2 separate regions of the Homo sapiens genome follow, and region 2 is linked to region 1. A link is a contact called in ENCODE Hi-C or POLR2A ChIA-PET data. All regions are on one chromosome and are shown on one strand. Each heading gives the region's core, a stretch centred on a gene start or an enhancer-like site at or near the end of the contact. The rest is flanking DNA. Distances are from core to core; before and after follow the strand shown. Region 1 holds the start of LRRC3 (leucine rich repeat containing 3). Region 2 holds the start of PTTG1IP (PTTG1 interacting protein).

The links. Hi-C counts contacts between places; a loop is a spot of excess contacts on that map. ChIA-PET counts read pairs that join two places held with the same protein, here RNA polymerase II (POLR2A). Pooled maps may share reads with other maps.
Region 2: a pooled map shows a loop between it and region 1 (20-fold over the local background). The contact joins the promoter of PTTG1IP here to the promoter of LRRC3 in region 1. A Hi-C loop is called at or near these places in 9 of 50 pooled maps. POLR2A ChIA-PET finds 5 or more read pairs at or near these places in 3 of 52 experiments (HepG2, WTC11 and activated CD4-positive, alpha-beta T cell).

The regions. Positions count from the first base shown.
Region 1 is chr21:44,453,521-44,457,808 of GRCh38, reverse strand. LRRC3 (leucine rich repeat containing 3) reads right to left here and starts at 2,299. Exons shown (of 2, transcript NM_030891.6): 1 at 2,154-2,299; 2 at 1-1,311. The coding sequence starts at 1,164. The coding sequence ends at 391. LRRC3-DT (LRRC3 divergent transcript) reads left to right here and starts at 2,525. Exons shown (of 4, transcript NR_047476.1): 1 at 2,525-2,565; 2 at 2,757-2,832. RefSeq lists silencers at 1,941-2,370, 2,459-2,638 and an enhancer at 2,802-3,302.
Region 2 is chr21:44,871,633-44,875,920 of GRCh38, reverse strand. PTTG1IP (PTTG1 interacting protein) reads left to right here and starts at 2,231. Exons shown (of 6, transcript NM_004339.4): 1 at 2,231-2,419. The coding sequence starts at 2,305. RefSeq lists enhancers at 1,274-1,951, 2,109-2,609, 2,610-3,110 and a silencer at 1,868-2,517.

The DNA.
Region 1 (4,288 bases), core at 1,050-3,549:
CTCCCTCTGGTGAACCCTCTCGCTTGCAGAGCACCCCCTTAGTCCTCTGAGTGCATATCCACAGCCTGCAGGGCCCCGTGTGGGAGAGGCTGGCATGGTGGAAGGAGGCGGAATGTCACGATGGACAGCCCGGGTTGAAGTTCCACTGGGATAATTTCCTGATGGTATCGTCACGGGCAGTCATTCCGTTCCTCTAAGCTTCAGGTTCCTCATCCGTCACACGGATGTGTGGCAAAACCACCCAGCCTGGAGGTGCTGCTGTGCCTGAGTGCAACAGTGGGGAGCACACATGGCTGTGACACCTGCCTCAGGGAAGAGCAAAAGCAGCATCAGTCACCACCTACTACAAAAGTGACAGCAGCCACCGGCGGGGGTCTGCCGGAACAGGCGCTAGGGCCCCGGGCCGATGGGGTCCTTGGAGGCGGGGGCGCTGGGCAGAGACTTCAGGTACTCCAGGTGCCTCCGGGCATCCTCCTGGTTGTGGCGCACATAGTACACGACGTAGGCGATCACCATGGCGAACCAGCCGAACATGGTGACCAGCATGGCCACGTCTGTGGTCCTGTGGGGGACGCTGCAGAGGCTGGCACCCGCATCCAGAGCCTGAACCAGAGGCTTCCCCACAAACTCCTCCTGCACTGAGGTGTGGCAGGCGATCTCGTCCACAGAGTCGGGGTCCAGCTTCAGCTCCCACAGGGCCTCCTGCAGGGCGCACTCGCAGTGCAGGGGGTTGTGGGACAGGCGTATCTTGGCGCTGAGTTTGCCCAGGGCGTCCTTGGGGATCCTCTGGATGCGGTTGTAAGACAGGTCCAGCAGCCGCAGGCCCCCGGCCAGGCCCGCGAAGGTGGCGGAGCCGATGGCCTCGATGGCGTTGTGAGACAGATCCAGCTCCCTGAGCCGGTGCAGGTGCTGGAAGGCCCCGTCCGGGAGGTGGGAGATCTTGTTGGCATCGAGCTTCAGGAGCACGGTGTTGGCCGGGATGTCCTCGGGGACCTCCTGAAGGCCCCGCAAGCTGCAGAAGACAGCCACAGCCCCTGCGTGGTCAGGGCACCGGCAGGGCTGTGGGCAGGCGGCGCCCAGGTGCAGGCAGAAGAGGAGGAAGAGACAAGACTCCCGGGTGGAGACCAGCAGGAGCGAGGGGCGAGGTGGGCGCACGGTGCCCATCCTGACCTGACCTGGGGACGGGGACACGCGAGCCTCTGCTAGGGCCTGGGGATGGAGCTGGTTTCCGCAGGCAAGGCCTTATCCAACCAGACATGAAACCGCCATCCTGCCCCGCTGGGAGAAGCAGTGCAGTCCACTCTGGCAGCTCTGAAAGGGAAGACGCAGGAGGGAGCGGAGAGGGAGGGAGGGTGGTCAGCACTGCCGGCTGCGGTCACCTGGGAAACGCGTCCACTGGTGGGGAGGGTGTTGAGGGCCCACTGAAGGGTCTGGGGTGGGGAGCACGCCTCCTTAAACAGCTCTGCCTGTAACTTACTTCTGGAGACTCCCAATGCGCCCGGGAGGAGCGTCCCACAAGTGCAGGGAGCTGGCACTGCCAGGGGGCTCCGCATGGCCCAGTGGGTGGTCACTGCGGCCACCCCTGGCCACCTACAGCACCGCTGGGGACCAAAGGCCGGGCGGCGGAGTGGCGGCGGCTTGGACCACCCAGCCCCTCCCTCCTCAGGGTGGACGCCAGGAGGACGGTGACGGCTGCAGCTTCTCCCGAACCTGGAGCGCGGGTCAAGCTGGGCACGTGGCCGGGCACCAGCGGGCGCTCGCGCGCCAGGGGCTACTCCAGCAGCCAACGCCTGGCTGACTCCGACAACCCCTAAAAACTGTCATAACCCAGCAAGCCCTTCCCTGCCAGCCCTAAAGGAGCCGCGGCTCGCACCGGGCACAGAACCGCGCCTTTTCTTTCAACTGCCTGAAGAAGGAAACCGAGAAAACAGAGAAGCCAAGCCCTGTGCGCGCGGCCCGCGCTGGGCGTGGACGGCGGGGCCGCGCGCGGAGCCGGCCGGGAGAGGCTCGGACCCCCAGGACCTCCAGCCTTTAGACCCTCCGGCCCTAGGACCCCCGGAACCTGGGACCCCCGAGACCCCAGCACTCGCGGCGGGGGGATGGTCATGGGGTGGGTGGGAATCCACGCTCCCAGGGCTGGGCGGGGGCTTTACCTGCGCGGCGGCGGCCGGAGGCTGCTCTGCGCGCCGCTCCCGGGCCTCTCGGAGCCCGCCAGACCCAGCTCCACGCCTGGCGCGGCGGCCACCCCGCTGCCCCTGCGACCGCGCCCGCGACCACTAGCTGGGGAGGCCGCGACTCCGGCCTGCGCGGGCGAGGGGCGGGGTGGGGCGGGGCCTGGAGGGGGCGGGGCGAAAGGCGGAGACAGGCTGTGTCGATTCCCCGCGGGGGCGGGGAAGGGGCGGGGCATGTAAGGAGACCGGAACGGGATTTGTGGTTAGGCGGGGGCGGGGCTTGAGGGCGGGTTCTGCGGCAGGGCGGGGCCTGGAAGAGATGGGGGAGGGGCATGGGAGGGGCATGGGAGGGGCCGGTGGTGCGGCTTTAGATGGAGCTGGTACTAAGACCCAGGTCGCAGGGGCTGTGGGCGGGTTGTGGGAGTAATTGTGGCATGCTGGGGGCGTGGTTGTGGGGCTGAGGACGAGGTGGTGGGGGCTGAGGGCGTGGTTATGGGTGGGGGCGGGGTCTGCGCGCCGGGAGGGGCTGTGGGTCCAGCCCCTGCCCCTCACTCTGGGCAAATCCCCTCTTCCCTCTGGCATCAGGACTTCTGGGGCTTGAAGACCCTGGGTCTGCGGGAAGCCCCTGCTGAGCGTCCCTCGCCTACCCCGTGGCCAGTGGGTGAGTAGGGCTAGATCTCCGCCCATCTAGGTCCCCTTCTGCTCCAGCTCCAGCGTCTGACATCCCAAGGAAGGAACGCAGGGTGGGGGCATTTGAGCCGGACCTGAGCCATCCTCATGGTTTTCAAAAAGTAGCCTTATTGTGGTGTAATTGACAGACGGTAAGCCACATATTTCAATTTGGTACGTTTTAACACTCGGATACTCCTGTGAAACCATCACCACAATCAGCATAGTGAACACCCCGGGTTCCCTCTTGGTCATCTCTCCCTGCCCTCCCTCATCCCCAGGCAAGCACTGATCTGCATTCTGTCACTACTGATTACTTTGCATTTCCTATGATTTGCACAAATGGAATCATATAATATGTACTTTTTGTGTAGCTTCTTTCACTCAGCACAATTATTTTTGAGATTTGCCTGCGTCATTTGGTTTGTCAATGCGTATTTCTTTTACAGCTGCATGGTACTCCAGTGTATGAATGTACCACAGTTTGTGTCCATTCACCTGCTGGTGGGCATTTGGGTTGTTTCTGGTGTTGGCTCTTACAGATAAAGCTGATCCGAACATTGTGCACAAGTCTTTGGATGAATGCTTTTCTTTCTCTTGAATAGATGTCTAGGAGTGGAGTGGCTGGATGCCACGGTAGCCATATGTGAAACTTTTTAAGAAACTGCCAAAGCGATTGTATGGTTTTACATTCCACATCCTCCCCAGCACTTGGTATGGTTTGTCTTTTTAATTTCAAATACTCTAATAGGTGTGTGGTGATAGATGGAACTGTGGTTTTAATTTGCGTTTCCCTGTTGGCCAATGATGTTGAGCATCATTTCATCTGTTTATTCTCCATCTCCTGTAGTAAGCGTTGAGTTCAAATCTTTTACTCACTTTTAATTGGGTTGTTTATTTTCTTATTATTGAGTTTGGGAGTTTGTTGCATATTCTGGATACAAGTCCTTTATCAGATATGTGATCTGTAAATGCTTTCTCCAAGCCTTTGGATTGTGTGTTCATTCTCTTAACAGTTTTTCAAAGAGCAGAATTTTTTAATTTTGAGGAAATCCAATTTATGTTTTTCTTTTATGGATCCTGCTTTTGGTGTCATATATAAGAAATCTTTGCCTCACCCAAAGTCACAAGGGTTTTAGAGTTTTAAAGGTTTGCATTTGGGTCTATTACCTATTTTAAGTTTATTTGGGTTTATAGTATGAGATATGATTCAATGTTTATTTTTTGTGTATGTGGATAATCAGTTTTTTCCAGACTGTTGAAAAGACTATCCTTTCTCTTGTTTGCTGAGAGTCTTTTTAATCAGGAATGAAAGTTGGATTTTGTTTTTTCTGCATCTATTGAGAATCTTTTTGCGTGATGATCTATTAATATGATAGAGTATAATGATTGATTTTAAAGTGTTAAATCAATCTTGTGTTCTTGGGATAAAGCCCACGTGGTCATGA
Region 2 (4,288 bases), core at 982-3,481, 420 kb before region 1:
AAGGTGGGTCTGGGCGAGGTAATTCAGACAACAAAGGATAAAGAGAAGGAGCTGAGGGAGGAGGGGGAGAAATTTCAGTAGTCTTTTTTAAATTCAGAAATTATTTTAGATAATTTTTGTTTTTCTCTCATAAATACCTTTATTAGAACTTCTTTTGGATGCTTCCAACTACCATAAAAAATAACTCTCCCAAAGATTCCGTTTTATCCTAGAGCCAGCGTTTTCCAATTGAGCAAACAAGTAAATTACCTTGGTGTTCCAATGGTACCCGGCTTTGGTCACTGAAATGTTTTTTCTCAAGTTACGTGAGACCATTTTTCTAAATATAACGAGAGGTGGCACCATAAGCACTGCACAGGAAACCAGCTGGAGTTTCCAAAGATGGGTCCTCCCTGAAGGAGAAAGACTTGTTTTGGATGGACGATTGCCTATGAGTTCTCTTAAGTGACAAAAGACTGTAAGGGAAAATCTGGTTACTCAAGAAGAAAGTTTAGACATGTCAAATTGAACTCAGCTCCAGAGCCTGGCCAGTTTTAAGGATTACAAATTTTGCTTAAGCCACGATTCGCTGCTTCTTTTCAAAGAGAAACTGCTTTCCCCTTCTCCAAATCTGAAGGACAAAAAAGGTTGCAAACTTTAGCAAGACGAACAAAACCTTAACCTCGAAGGATAGTGTTAACCACACACCTGCAAACAGCTGACTCTTTGGAGAAATAACAAACGAAACTCTTGCCTTAAAACCAAGCCTCAACTCCAGCCCTATCAGGTGTGGACCTGGGTAGGCGGAACAGAGTCTGAACCTCAGCCCTGGGAGGCTGCCAGAGACCCCGGCCAGGTTCCCAGGCGGTCCGGTGAACCAAGGCCGCTCCGCGGGTGCCAGCGCTCCGAGTGCCAGAGAAGTGGCTCGGATCACAAGAGGCTGGCTTCGGAGCCATCTGCAGGCGCCCAAATCCCAACCTAAAATCACCACAGGGTCAGAATCTAATGTAAGGGGGGGTTATTCAAAGGCAGTTGGAGGCTGGCCCACCCGGAAACACCGGCTCCAGAGGAATGGAGTCCGCCCTCGGAAGCGGGGAGGGGAAGGGTGCCCTCGGGCAGGCAGAGGCGGAGGCTTTTAGCAGGACCGCGGCGTCCTTCCTACGAGGTGGGCGCAGTCCTCGCGTTTGATGGACGACGGGCAGTGCCTGCTTCAGGGAAGGGTGCGGCAGTCACGGTTTCCCGTCTTCTGGTCTAAGCAGTGCAGAAAACAGGGAAGTTCATCTACAAGGGTCATGAACTAAGAAGGCAGGAGGTTTCTGTCCCCGGCACCGGCGAATCCCGGACCCGAGAAAGGAGCTACGGGCGCACAGAAGCGGGCGGCCCCGGCTCTCGCGGGGCTTAAAGCGCGCAGTGTGTTCGGGTTCACACCTCTAAATGTATTTTTGCCATTTCTTAAGTAGCCTTAAAAATGTCCGTCACTATTTAGTCCTTTTATCAACCGAGGGGCCCGGAAGGCCGCAGCGAGGGCGTCGGCGAGAAGCCATGGAGGAGAAACGGCGCTTCTCTCGGGAGTTTAGGTGGCAGCTTCAGCAGCACACGTTTCAGCCCATTCTGGGGCCGTTTCTAGTGTGGTTAACGTACAAAAATAAACAAATCCCCTAAAAGTCCCACGCGGACATCGGCGGGAGCCCAGGGCCGGACGCCGCGGTGTGGAGCGAGGGCGCCGGCGCGGACTATGAGGGCCCACCGCGCCTCGTCCAGGGCTCACTTAAGAGCAGCGTGAGCAGCGCTTGGGACCGCCGTCCGGGACGCCCGCAGCCCTTTAGGATGGAGGCCACCGTGACCTCCGCCACCGAAGCACCGCGCTCCCCTAGTCCCCTCAGCCGGTCGCCGTTCCCCGCCGCGCAGGCGCAGGAGCCGCGGCGAGCCCCTCGGTCACGCCTCGCCCCTCGGTCACGCCTCGCCCCTCGGTCACGCCTCGCCCCTCGGTCACGCCTCGCCCCTCGGTCACGCCTCGCCCCTCGGTCACGCCTCGCCCATCCGCGCCGCGCAGGCGCACTGAGCCTCAGCCGCTCTCCTCGCTACCAGGCTCCTTTCCTCTATCGCGCAGGCGCACTGAACCTCAGCCGCGCCGGGAGGCGAGCCCGTTGGCGAGGGGCGGGGCAGATGGCGAGGGAGCGGGGCGAGCTGCTTTTTGAGGCTGCGCACTCGCATGGCCCCACCTCGCAGGTCCACTTCCGGCGCCGCGGCTGTTCCGGGCGGAGACCGCTTGTGCTGGAGTCGGAGTTGTAACGCTCCACTGACTGATAGAGCGACCGGCCGACCATGGCGCCCGGAGTGGCCCGCGGGCCGACGCCGTACTGGAGGTTGCGCCTCGGTGGCGCCGCGCTGCTCCTGCTGCTCATCCCGGTGGCCGCCGCGCAGGAGCCTCCCGGAGCTGGTGAGGGCGCCGGGGCGGGCGGGGCCGCGAAGGGGGCGGGGCGGCTGGTGGGTCCAGGTCGGGGTCGGGGTCGGGGTTTCGGCCAGGGCGCTGGGCTCGGCGGGCGGCCTGGGCCCACGGTCGCAGGCAGCGCCCCGACGGAGGCTCCTCGAGGGTCACGCCCGTTTGGCGGCCGCGGGAGCTGCCGTCGCGGCTGGGGCGCGGGCAGGGGAAGAGCCGTCTTTGTCTTTGTCTTTGTTTTGTCCAGTCGCTGCGGCCGCTCCTCGCGCGTGGCCTCGGGTTGGCCCTCGCCCGGCAGGCGGGACGCTTGGCACCTGCGGCCTCCCTTAGCCTCACTGCGACCCCAAACAGCACTCCTCGGGTTCGATCCCGAGCCGGGAAGCCGGCTCACGACGTGTTCGAGGTCGCACAGCTGGTCGGGGGCAGGCCGGGATGGCGGCCGCAGGCCCCTGCAGGGTGATGGGGCCGCGGCCGGTGTGTCTCTACAGCCGCCGGCGTTCACGCCGCCACTCCCTCCCGGCCGCAGTTCCACGCACAGCAGCGAACGCTCGCACTTATGCCTTAGAAAGGAAGGCGTCCCCAAAGCCAGGCTGTAGCATCTGATTTTGAAGCAAGCTGATTGCGGTTCTACGCTGTCCAGACGCGCAGGTGGCATTCTTCATCGTTTATCCCGTCTGCACCAGGCCCTGCGGCCACAGTGGTGACCGACAGCCAGAGCTCCTATCCAAGAGGAGCTGAGTCCCCGGGAGGCTGACCAAGAAAGAAGCAGTGAGGGCGCGGGGGCTGGGGGAGGAAAGTGCATGACAGGAGACTCAGAGTTCCAGAAACCGGCAGTGTTTATAGAGGGTGGCTTCCTGTGGGGCTGGGCCTCCAGGGCCTGGTGGGCTGCGGGAAAATCCAGCAGGTTCTAAGCTGGAGAGTGTCATGGTTGGACCTGTTTCACAATGTCATGCTGGCTTCCGTGTGTGGAGTTTCCAGGTGACCACTAGTGGTGGGGAATAGTGCCACCTTAACTTCAGTTTCCTGACCCTTACAATTAGGGTTGACCTGGGCCCAGCTTGAGGGGCTAATACTTTTCTCAGCTCTTGTTAGCCCAGGCTCTGTCAGTGTCTGTTTAGCATAGTAGAGCACCTTTTCTTTTTGTGACCTTATGGAATGTTTATTCCGATGCAGGATTATTTGTGTTTCTTCTTACCTGCCTCCAAGTGTGCTTAGGGTTTGTGACGTTAGCAATGCAGCTGCCTTGAAGTTTGTTAGTCAAGGAGGCCAGTGGGACTGTACTGGGAACTTTTGGCCCAGATTGAGTTCTAAGCGCAAATGTGCAGTGAATACGTTTCCACAAACAGAATGGGCGTCTGCAGGCAGAGTGTGTGATTCACTGGCAACTGTATCAGTGGCTCGGGGGTGTGTTTGCTTGCATTGTGAAAGCGGGAGTGTCAGGAAAACAACCATGAGGTTTTGTTTGACTGTGATTCCTCCTGCTCTGCACTGCTGAAGGGTGCAGAGATGGGTGTGGACGAGTGGAGTGGACAGTGTGGGAATTAATCCGGAACTGCCATTCGGTGTGTCAGCTGAAAAGCCATTCGGTGTGTCTGCACTTGGAGGCTGCACTTGCTTGCTTCCACTTATGGTAATCACCAAGTCCTGGTGGGTGGACTGTTGTTTCTCTCACTGGGGACCCCTTGGAATAGGAAGAATGGTGCCGTGTCATGTTGGCATTCACTGCCCAGGCGCCTTTGGTGTCTGCGTGCCCCTTGTCCTTGGAGAGAGGGGCTATTTATAGCCTGGAGAACTCCCCTCTTCCCACAGAGTACTTGCTTGGTGTGAGATTTTTACTGCTTGTCATGGTTACAGGAATGTGACCGCAGT